3 separate regions of the Homo sapiens genome follow, and regions 1 and 3 are each linked to region 2. Evidence: chromatin contacts called from ENCODE Hi-C or POLR2A ChIA-PET data. All regions are on one chromosome and are shown on one strand. Each heading gives the region's core, a stretch centred on a gene start or an enhancer-like site at or near the end of the contact. The rest is flanking DNA. Distances are from core to core; before and after follow the strand shown.

Region 1 (2,700 bases), core at 14-2,513, 230 kb after region 2:
TCCAGCTGAAACGAGTCTTTCCGGTGGGACAACCCAGCCCGGCCCGCCCCGCCCCGCCCGGCCTCCCGGAACCGGCCCGGAGACGCGCAAGACCCCGCCCAGGCCGAAGGCGAGCTCCGGGGCCAGGCAGACCGTGGAGTAGCTGCCGAGGCGGGCGAGCCCGAGTCCCGGGTTCCAGCCCGGGCTGCCAGCCTCCTGGCGCTTTTCGCCCCCGACCCCCTCTCCGATCCGGTGGGTCCCCAGGGACACCCTGGCAGGCGATGCTGGAAAAGCTTCTTGGGTGATTCTGAGAATCACGGTCCAGCCCTACTTCACTACACTTGGGGAAACTGAGGCACTGTCCCAAGGCCGCACCGCGAGTTAGCAAACTGCAAAGCCTGCGAGGAGGGCCTGGCAGACGCCGTGATTTTCCCAGGCCTGAGTCCTGGGAGATCTAGGTTAGGCCAGAGGGGCCGGGGATTCAGGAAGTCCTGGGCGCCTGCTGCCCCGACAGCTCCGCGGGGTGGGCCCAGTCGGGGCGCCGCGAAGGTCAGCAGCCTCGCGAAAATCAACAGGAAGACGCCTTTCTTTCCTCAATCCGGGAGTGGAGATTCCGTTTAACTTCTGCAGTCAGCAGGACAGGAAGCGCTCTCTGTCTCAGGCTGGCGCTAGCAGGGACCCGAGGGAGTGTTCATGGGAGCCAGGTATTGGAAGCGAGGCATCCTTCATTTCCTCCGCAGTGAGGTCTCTGATCGCCCGAGTCTGGTTTTTCAAAATCACATCATGTGAAGACCCCAAGGGGAGGTACCCGGGAGGATTCCTTTATATGCTCAACCTTGACTCAGACTTGCAATCGGCATTTGATCAAGAAACGTGGTCAGTTCTCCAAACGCAAAATCAATCGCTGATTTTACTTTTTTACTTGGCATTTCCTTGGGATATTCTCGATCCTGGGAAGGAAAGATGATGAACTATTGTCTTCAATTCTGTCCCGCTGAGCATCCTTCCTGGATTCAGGATTTCCTGGAGCCAGACCTTAGTAGCTTCAGGTTTATGGCTTTCTGAAAATATAATTTTGATGAATTTTAATCTATTGCTCAAGTTAGAAAATCCCTTAATTACAGGAGAAAACATTTTCAAAGAGAAAGGCCAGACCTTTAGAGCAGGCCCTGGAGCCGTGCTGCTTTGAGAAAATCTCTGGGTAGGCAGGGCCTCTGCTTCAGCTGACTGGCCGGGAGAGAACCAGGCAAGAATGTGTTTCCCACAGCTGTCGGGCCCACCTCTGCCAGTCAGTTCTTGGCTAGAAAATAAATAGTGACTCATGCCTGTAACCCCAGCACTCTGGGAGGCCGAGGTGGGCGGATGACCTGAGGTCAGGTGTTCAAGACCAGCATGGCCAACATGGTGAAACCCTGTCTCTACTAAAAATACAAAAAATTAGCTGGGCTTAGTGGCACGTGCCTGTAATCCCAGCTACATAGGAGGCTGAGGCAGGAGAATCGCTTGAACGCTGGAGGCAGATGTTGTAGTGAGCCGACATCACACCATTGCACTCCAGCCTGGGCTACAGCAGCAAAACTCTATCTCAAAAAAAAAAAAAAAAAGGTTTGCTTAAAGTCGCTCAACCTCCTGCAGAGGACTGTAAGGAGAGAAAGCATTGTCTTGGTTACAATTGTGTTAAAATTGGGCTTTGGTGGCCACACGGTATCTGAGATGGGTATTTCTCCTAAAGTATTTCCAGCTATTAAGTGAGGAAGAATCAATAGACAGAATATCACTATTTTGCATCCCTGATGAATGAATGGATGTAGGCACGATTAGCAGTGGCTGCTGACATCAGAAAAAGAGATCACTCCATTTCCCCACATTATATGCCTTGAAATAAAAAAACTCAGCATCAACTATGAGGTGGTCTAGACATCTCTTGGGGCCCCACTGAACCCCCATGAATGATCAGATTCAGGTTTGATATATGGAGCTCTGAGGGGTCCCAAAAGGTGTCTAGACCACTGAGATCAACCACAGTGGTCCCCCCTACCCACCGTCTTGCTTTGATTTCAGTTACCCAAGTCAACCGCAGTCTAAAAATAGTAAATGGAAAATTACAGAAAAAAAATTTGTAAGTTTTAAATTTCGTGCCATTCTGAATAGCACAATGAAATCTCCTGCTGGCCCGCTCTGTCCCACTGATAGGGGAGTTAAGAAGAAATGATTTAGGCAGATAGTGAGGGTAAGGAAGTCCTTGGTAAGGTTTTCCTTTTAATGGAAAGCAGCCCCCAAATCATTTTCTTTTCTAACAAAGAGCAGCCTGTAAAATCGAGCTGCAGACATAGACAAGCAAGCTAGAAGCTTGCACGGGTGAATGCCAGCAGCTGTGCCAATAGGAAAAGGCTACCTGGGACTAGGCATGTTCAAAAAGGCGGCTCAATCTTCCCTTCTCTTTGCCAGACATGTGTACACCAAGGAGCAGGCAACATAACCCCGGCCAAGCAAAGACCCCATTTACATAATAAGATTAGGGTGGGGTGGGCTGGGCGAGGTGGCTCAAGCCTATAATCCCAGCACTTTGGGAAGCTGAGGGCCGGGGGAGGAGGTGTCGCCTGCATTCAGGAGTTCAAGACAAGCTTGGCCAACGTGGTGAAACCCCGTCTCTATTAAAAATACAAAAATTAGCCAGGCCTAGTGGTGGTCGCCTGTAATCCCAGCTACCTGGGAGGCTGA
Region 2 (2,809 bases), core at 303-2,802:
ATCAAGAGACAACTGTGCATGCCCAAGGACTTTCCAGACCTCCCCTTTCTTTCTACCTGTTGATCCCTAACTCATCCCCTAAACCTTCCTAATAAATGTACTGCCTTAAGGCCAGCATGGGGAGATAGACTTGATCTGGCCTCCTGTCTCCTTGCTGGTCAACTGGCAATAAAGCTTTCCTTTTCTCAAAATCTCATGCCATAGTATTGGCCTCTATGCTCATCATGAAGTGACCCCTTGGCCTCAGTAACTGTCCTCTACCCTGAGAAAAAGCAGATAGTATATGATTCCTTAACATATAATTCTACAGGACGCAAACTAATCCACGGTGACCAAAAGCAGATTCACTGTTATCTGAGGGACTGATACGGTAGGCTGTGACTGGGAGGAAGGATTATAAATGAGCAGAAGGAAACTTTTATGTTCATTCTCTTGATTGTGGTGGTGGTTTCAGGGATGTATACACACATATGTAAAAGGCAAACTGTATGCTTTAAATATGTACAGGCTTTACACCAGCACTTCAATAAGGCTGTTTAAAATTTTAAAAGGTGTGGGAAAGAACACAGGCCACACATGTGGTGGTGGAAATGGCCCAGGCTTTGCTATTAAAGTTGCGCTAGTGTCCTTTGTCAAGTCACTTAGAACTCTCAGCTGCAAAGATAACACCGCCCTGGCAGGGATTAAGAAATAGTGTACAGGCCAGGCGCAGTGGCTCACACCTGTAATCCCAGCACTTACGGAGGCCGAGGAGGGTGAATCACTTGAGGTCGGGAGTTCAAGCCCAGTCTGGCCATTATGGCAAAACTCTGTTTCTATTAAAAGTACAAAAATTAGCCAGGCGTGGTGGCAGGCACCTGTAATCCCAGCTGAGGCGATCACTCGAATCCGGGAGGCAGAGGTTGCAGTGTGCCGAGATTGCGCCACTGCATTACAGCTTGGGCGACAGAGTGAGACTCTGCCTCCGAAAAAAAAAAAAAAAGAAGAAAGTCAAGAAAAAAGAAATAGTGAACAGGCCGGATGCGGTGGCTCACGCCGGTAATCCCAGCACTTTTGGAGGCCGAGGTGGGAGATCTTTTGAGCCCAGGAGTTGGAGACCAGCCTGTGCAACATAGTGAGACCGCCCCCTCTACAAAAATGTCATAATTAGCCGGGTGTAGTGGCCTGCGCCTGTAGCCTCAGCTATTTGGGAGTCTGAGGCGGGAGAATCACTTGAGCCCCAGGAGTTCAAAGCTCCAGTGAGCTAGCTCTGGTCACGCCAATATACTCCAGCCTGGGCTACCAAGACCTTGTATCAAGAAAAAAAAAAAAAAAGAAAAGAAAATAAAAAGAAATAGTGAAAATTTAGGCGAATTTAGGTGAAGCACAGGGTATTCGTCCAGGTGTGACATGCAAGGTGGAATGGTGGCAGGCAGCCCGACTCAATTCCAGGCCCTAACTCATCTTGGATCTGTGACCTGAAGCACGTTCCTGAGCGTCTCCGTTTCAATGTCTCAATTGCAAAGCGGATTAAATGACTCAACACAAGTAAGACAGGAGGAGCGCAGGGGCTGGGGCGTTCTCGGTAAGCTGAGAACAAGCCGGGTGGACGATGACCTGACGGCGCCGGCGAGACCCCGGGCCGGTTGCTGGGGTCGCACACAGGCAGCCGGAGGGGCGCGCAGGAGGGTCCGGGGCAGGGGCCGGGAAGACTGGGCAGATAAGAGAGCCGGAACAGGCGAGGCGGCCAAAGAGGCATCCAGGAGCCGCGACAAACGTGCGGGCAGCGCAACAAGTGACCCGCAAAGCACCCAACCACCACCTTAACGCTACTTCCCAGCCTGCCCCGCGCCCTCGGGCGCAGGCGCAGTGAGGTGGGCGGGGGGCACGGCCCAGTTTCGGGGGGCACGACCCGGCCCCTAGCCCCACCCCAGCCGCGGCCACGCCCCTCGCCGCGCCTCTAGAGCGGGAGGCTCGGCTGCTGGTTTCAGTTTGCAGCTAGGGAAGGTGGGGACATTGCCAGTGTCGAGTGGGTTGATCCTCCCTGGGTCCCTCTGCAAATTTAGGACCGTGCCACGAGTCCAGTCAGGAGCGGGACGCCTACCCTGCGGCGTCGTGCGCGCTTCAGGGGCACTATTGCAAAATAGATGCAGCTCTCAGGCAGTTTGCTTGTTCCTGGGTGAGGAGTTTTTGGTTAAAAAACAGTTGTTCCTCCCCGAGTTTGTGAAAGATAATGTATTTAAAAAATAAAACAAAGAAATTCCCAAGTCCCATCTGGAAATAAAAGATAGTTTTAAAAGACACCTGCATTAGATTGCTACAATAAAGTTATGTTTTCGTATTTTTTTCTTGATACAAAACAAATTTAAAAAAATATATTTTTAGACAGAGTTTCACTCTTGTTGCCTAGGCTGGAGTGCAGTGGCGCGATCTCGGCTCAACCTCCGCCTCCCGTGTTCAAGCGATTCTCCTGCCTCAGCCTCCCAAGTAGCTGGGATTACAGGCGCACGCCACCACTCCCAGATAATTTTGTATTTTTAGCAGAGATGGGGTTTCATCATGTTGGCCAGGCTGGTCTCGAACTCCTGACCTCAGGTGATCCGCCCGCTTCAGCCTCCCAAAGTGCTGAGATTACAGGTGCGAGCCACCGTGCCCAGCCAATAAAATATATTCTTTTTTATTTATTTATTTATTTTTTATTTATTTATTTTTATTGATCATTCTTGGGTGTTTCTCGCAGAGGGGGATTTGGCAGGGTCATAGGACAATAGTGGAGGGAAGGTCAGCAGATAAACAAGTGAACAAAGGTCTCTGGTTTTCCTAGGCAGAG
Region 3 (2,844 bases), core at 328-2,827, 180 kb before region 2:
GTGGCTTAAATAAGAACTATGTTGCCGGGTGTGGTGGCTCATGCCTGTAATCCCAGCACTTTGGGAGGCCAGGGCAGGGGGATCACCTGAGGTCAGGAGTTTGAGACCAGCCTGACCAACATGGTGAAACCCCATCTCTACTAAAAATGCAAAAATTAGCTGGGTGTGGTGGCACACGCCTGTAATCCCACCTACTTGGGAGGCTGAGGCAGGAGAGTCGCCTAAACCCAGGAGGCAGAGGTTGCAGTGAGCCGAGATCGCACCACTGTACTCCAGCCTGGACAACAAGAGCGAAACTACATCTCAGAGGGGGGAAAAGAAAAAAAAATTATGTTTATTTTTTTCTAAGGTAAAACAAATCCAGAGCAGATGGACCAGGGTTGGAATGGAGACGCCAGGGCATCACAAGGAGCCCACTTCCTAGCTTTCTGCTCGGCACACTCATGCGAGGCTCCTATTTCTAGGTGACTTCACGATTATAAATGGTTAAATGGCCATCAGTCATTCTGCACGCACTGGAGACGGTAGAAAATTGGAGGAGGAGGGAGCACCAATTTCCCCTTAAGGAGATATCCCACTAATCTCATGCAGTACTTCTAGTTACACCGTCATGAACCAGATCTTATTCAAGTGACCACTCCCAGCTTTAAGGAACTAAGAGGTGTAGTCCTTATTCCAGGTACAGTATGGAAAACAAAATGAGAGTTTGTTACTAAGAAAAAATGGCAGCTTGGGCAATGTAATGGAACCCCAACTCTACAAAAAAATACAGTTTAGCTGGGTGTGGTGGCATGCACCTGTAGACCCAGATAGTTGGGAAGCTGAGACAGGAGGATTGCTTGAGCCCAGGAGTTCAGGCTGCAGTGAACTGTGATTGTTCCACTGCACTCCACCCTGGGCAACAAAGTGAAACCCTGTCTTGCGGGGGGGCGGGGGCAGAAAGAAGGTAAAGAAAGAAAGAAGAAAGGAAAAAAGAAAAAAGAGATTGGATATTCAGAGGCAACTACCAGTATCTCCTCACTCTCCCCAGGGCCTACTGGGCTCTCTGCCCTGCCCCTGCTCAGATGCGCTCTCAGTTAGGTAGGAGGTTCTGGTATGAGGGCTGGCCCTGGCACAGTGAGCTGGGTGCGGGGAGAGGAGCAGTTGAAAGTTTTGCCGAATCAACAGACTTCAGGCTATTTTCCATCTGCATCACAGCACTCATCACACCTAGTGCCAGTCTATTTATTTATCTGGCCTACCAGTCCTGGAGTGCTTTTATTGTCCTTGTCATCTGTGCAATGCTTGCAGCTAGCTCATGTGTATTTATCGAGGAGGGTGGGTGGCTCAGCTGGGAGAAGAGGAAGGCAGGCCAGGTGGCTGGGCCTACTCAGGAGGGGCCCTAGTGCGAGCAAGGGTGCTCAGGGGTGCCTCTACATCACGCTATTTCTGATTTCCTGGCTCTGGACATTTCACCATTAGCAGAGGGGCAAGACAGCCTGTTCTCACAGGGGGATGGCCTCTGCCAACAAGCCCCTCTGCACTAGACTGCACTGGCCCGAGGCAGTGGGGAGGCAGCAGACACATAGGACACATAACCCATACATGGGCTGGCCTCAGAAGGACTTCAGGCAAATGCTGTTTTATGGGTGCTCAGGTTCCTGGTTTGTAAAGAGGAGGGAGGCTGCCAGAACAGGCCATTATCCAATCCTGTGAGATCTCCTAAGCTGACTAGAACCAAAAAATTAATTCAGGAAAGCCAGTTCTATCTGAAATTATATTCCATGAACTCTCCTATTTGTTTCCTTCTAATCTGCCCACCAAACCTAATTTTTCTAGCACATCACGCAAGCCTTTTCAGCAACTCAAAATTTTAAATCCTACTCTCTAAAAAGACAGCAACATTGCCATTCAATCACTAGTCCCCAAAATTAGCAACATTTCATTCTTTCCTTGACTCCCACCTGCTGCTGGCCTCCCACTTTCAGAGACGGTCTTTTCTCTGTTCCCATTTTCTCCTTTGATTCACTTTTACTCTCTTCATTTTTTTTGAAGAACACCTGCTTTTCTCTTCATCCCTACACCTTGGGTTTTCTAACTACTCAATAATGCTCCCCTTTCTGTTAGAAGACCACTTCACATGCGAAAAGCCCTCCATGAAATGGAGTTATTTATTGGGTACTCTGATATATTACGTCTTTAATACATTCCTGAATTTCTCTCTCACTTTTTGCAAACTTGGAAAAGGTCCAAACGTACACAAAAGCAGAACATAACAAGCCCCCATGTACCCATCAAAACACTTCAATCCTATGGCCAGGCACAGTGGTTCAAGCCTATAATCCCCGTGTTGTGGGAGGCTGAGGTGGGAGGATCACTTGAGCCCAGGAGTTTGAGACCTGGGCTCACAGCCTGGGCAACACAGCAAGATCCTGTCTCTACAAAAAAATTAAAAGTTTCAATTCCATTAACATTTTGCCATGCTTTTACCATCTATCCTTCCCCATCTTTTTTCTTTTTTTGAAGTAAATCCCAATCAACCAAGACTCAGTATGTGTTCAAGCTTCCCAACTTATCTTTTAAAAATTATGTTTTACATTTGGTTTGAACCTCAACCCCAAAAAGGTAATTTTATTTGGTTGTTATATTGCTTAACTCTTTTAATCTAGAACAGTACATTCTGTGTAATTTCTTTTAATGCTACTGACTTGTTGAACAAATCAGGTCAACTTATTACAGGATATGCCACATTGTGAATTTGTCTGGTTGCCTTCTCGTGGTATTGCATAACTTGCGTCACTACACCCCACATTTCCTGTAGACTGGATTCATTTTAGAAGCTTGATTAGATTATTTCAGGGTTTG

What was found. Hi-C counts contacts between places; a loop is a spot of excess contacts on that map. ChIA-PET counts read pairs that join two places held with the same protein, here RNA polymerase II (POLR2A). Pooled maps may share reads with other maps.
Region 1: POLR2A ChIA-PET joins it to region 2 with 12 read pairs in WTC11. The contact joins the promoter of SUNO1 here to the enhancer-like site in region 2. POLR2A ChIA-PET finds 5 or more read pairs at or near these places in 4 of 52 experiments (H1, HEK293 and WTC11).
Region 3: a pooled map shows a loop between it and region 2 (3-fold over the local background). The contact joins two enhancer-like sites. A Hi-C loop is called at or near these places in 3 of 50 pooled maps. POLR2A ChIA-PET finds 5 or more read pairs at or near these places in 3 of 52 experiments (activated T-cell, activated naive CD8-positive, alpha-beta T cell and naive thymus-derived CD8-positive, alpha-beta T cell).

Annotation. Positions count from the first base shown.
Region 1 is chr19:33,903,462-33,906,161 of GRCh38, reverse strand. SUNO1 (S-phase upregulated non-coding 1) reads right to left here and starts at 1,263. Exons shown (of 2, transcript NR_186328.1): 1 at 1,135-1,263; 2 at 1-1,040.
Region 2 is chr19:34,133,579-34,136,387 of GRCh38, reverse strand. No RefSeq gene overlaps it. Among named protein-coding and RNA genes, the nearest start is that of LSM14A, 38 kb to the left of the region's middle. RefSeq lists an enhancer at 1,101-1,636 and a silencer at 1,620-2,029. Within about 2 kb of position 1,552, at least 38 of the 41 ENCODE cell types and tissues checked have a DNase peak (open chromatin) inside an H3K27ac peak, as active enhancers do.
Region 3 is chr19:34,309,089-34,311,932 of GRCh38, reverse strand. The region is part of intron 2 of GARRE1 (granule associated Rac and RHOG effector 1); the gene reads right to left. Among named protein-coding and RNA genes, the nearest start is that of GPI, 55 kb to the left of the region's middle. RefSeq lists an enhancer at 944-1,443. Within about 2 kb of position 1,577, at least 12 of the 41 ENCODE cell types and tissues checked have a DNase peak (open chromatin) inside an H3K27ac peak, as active enhancers do.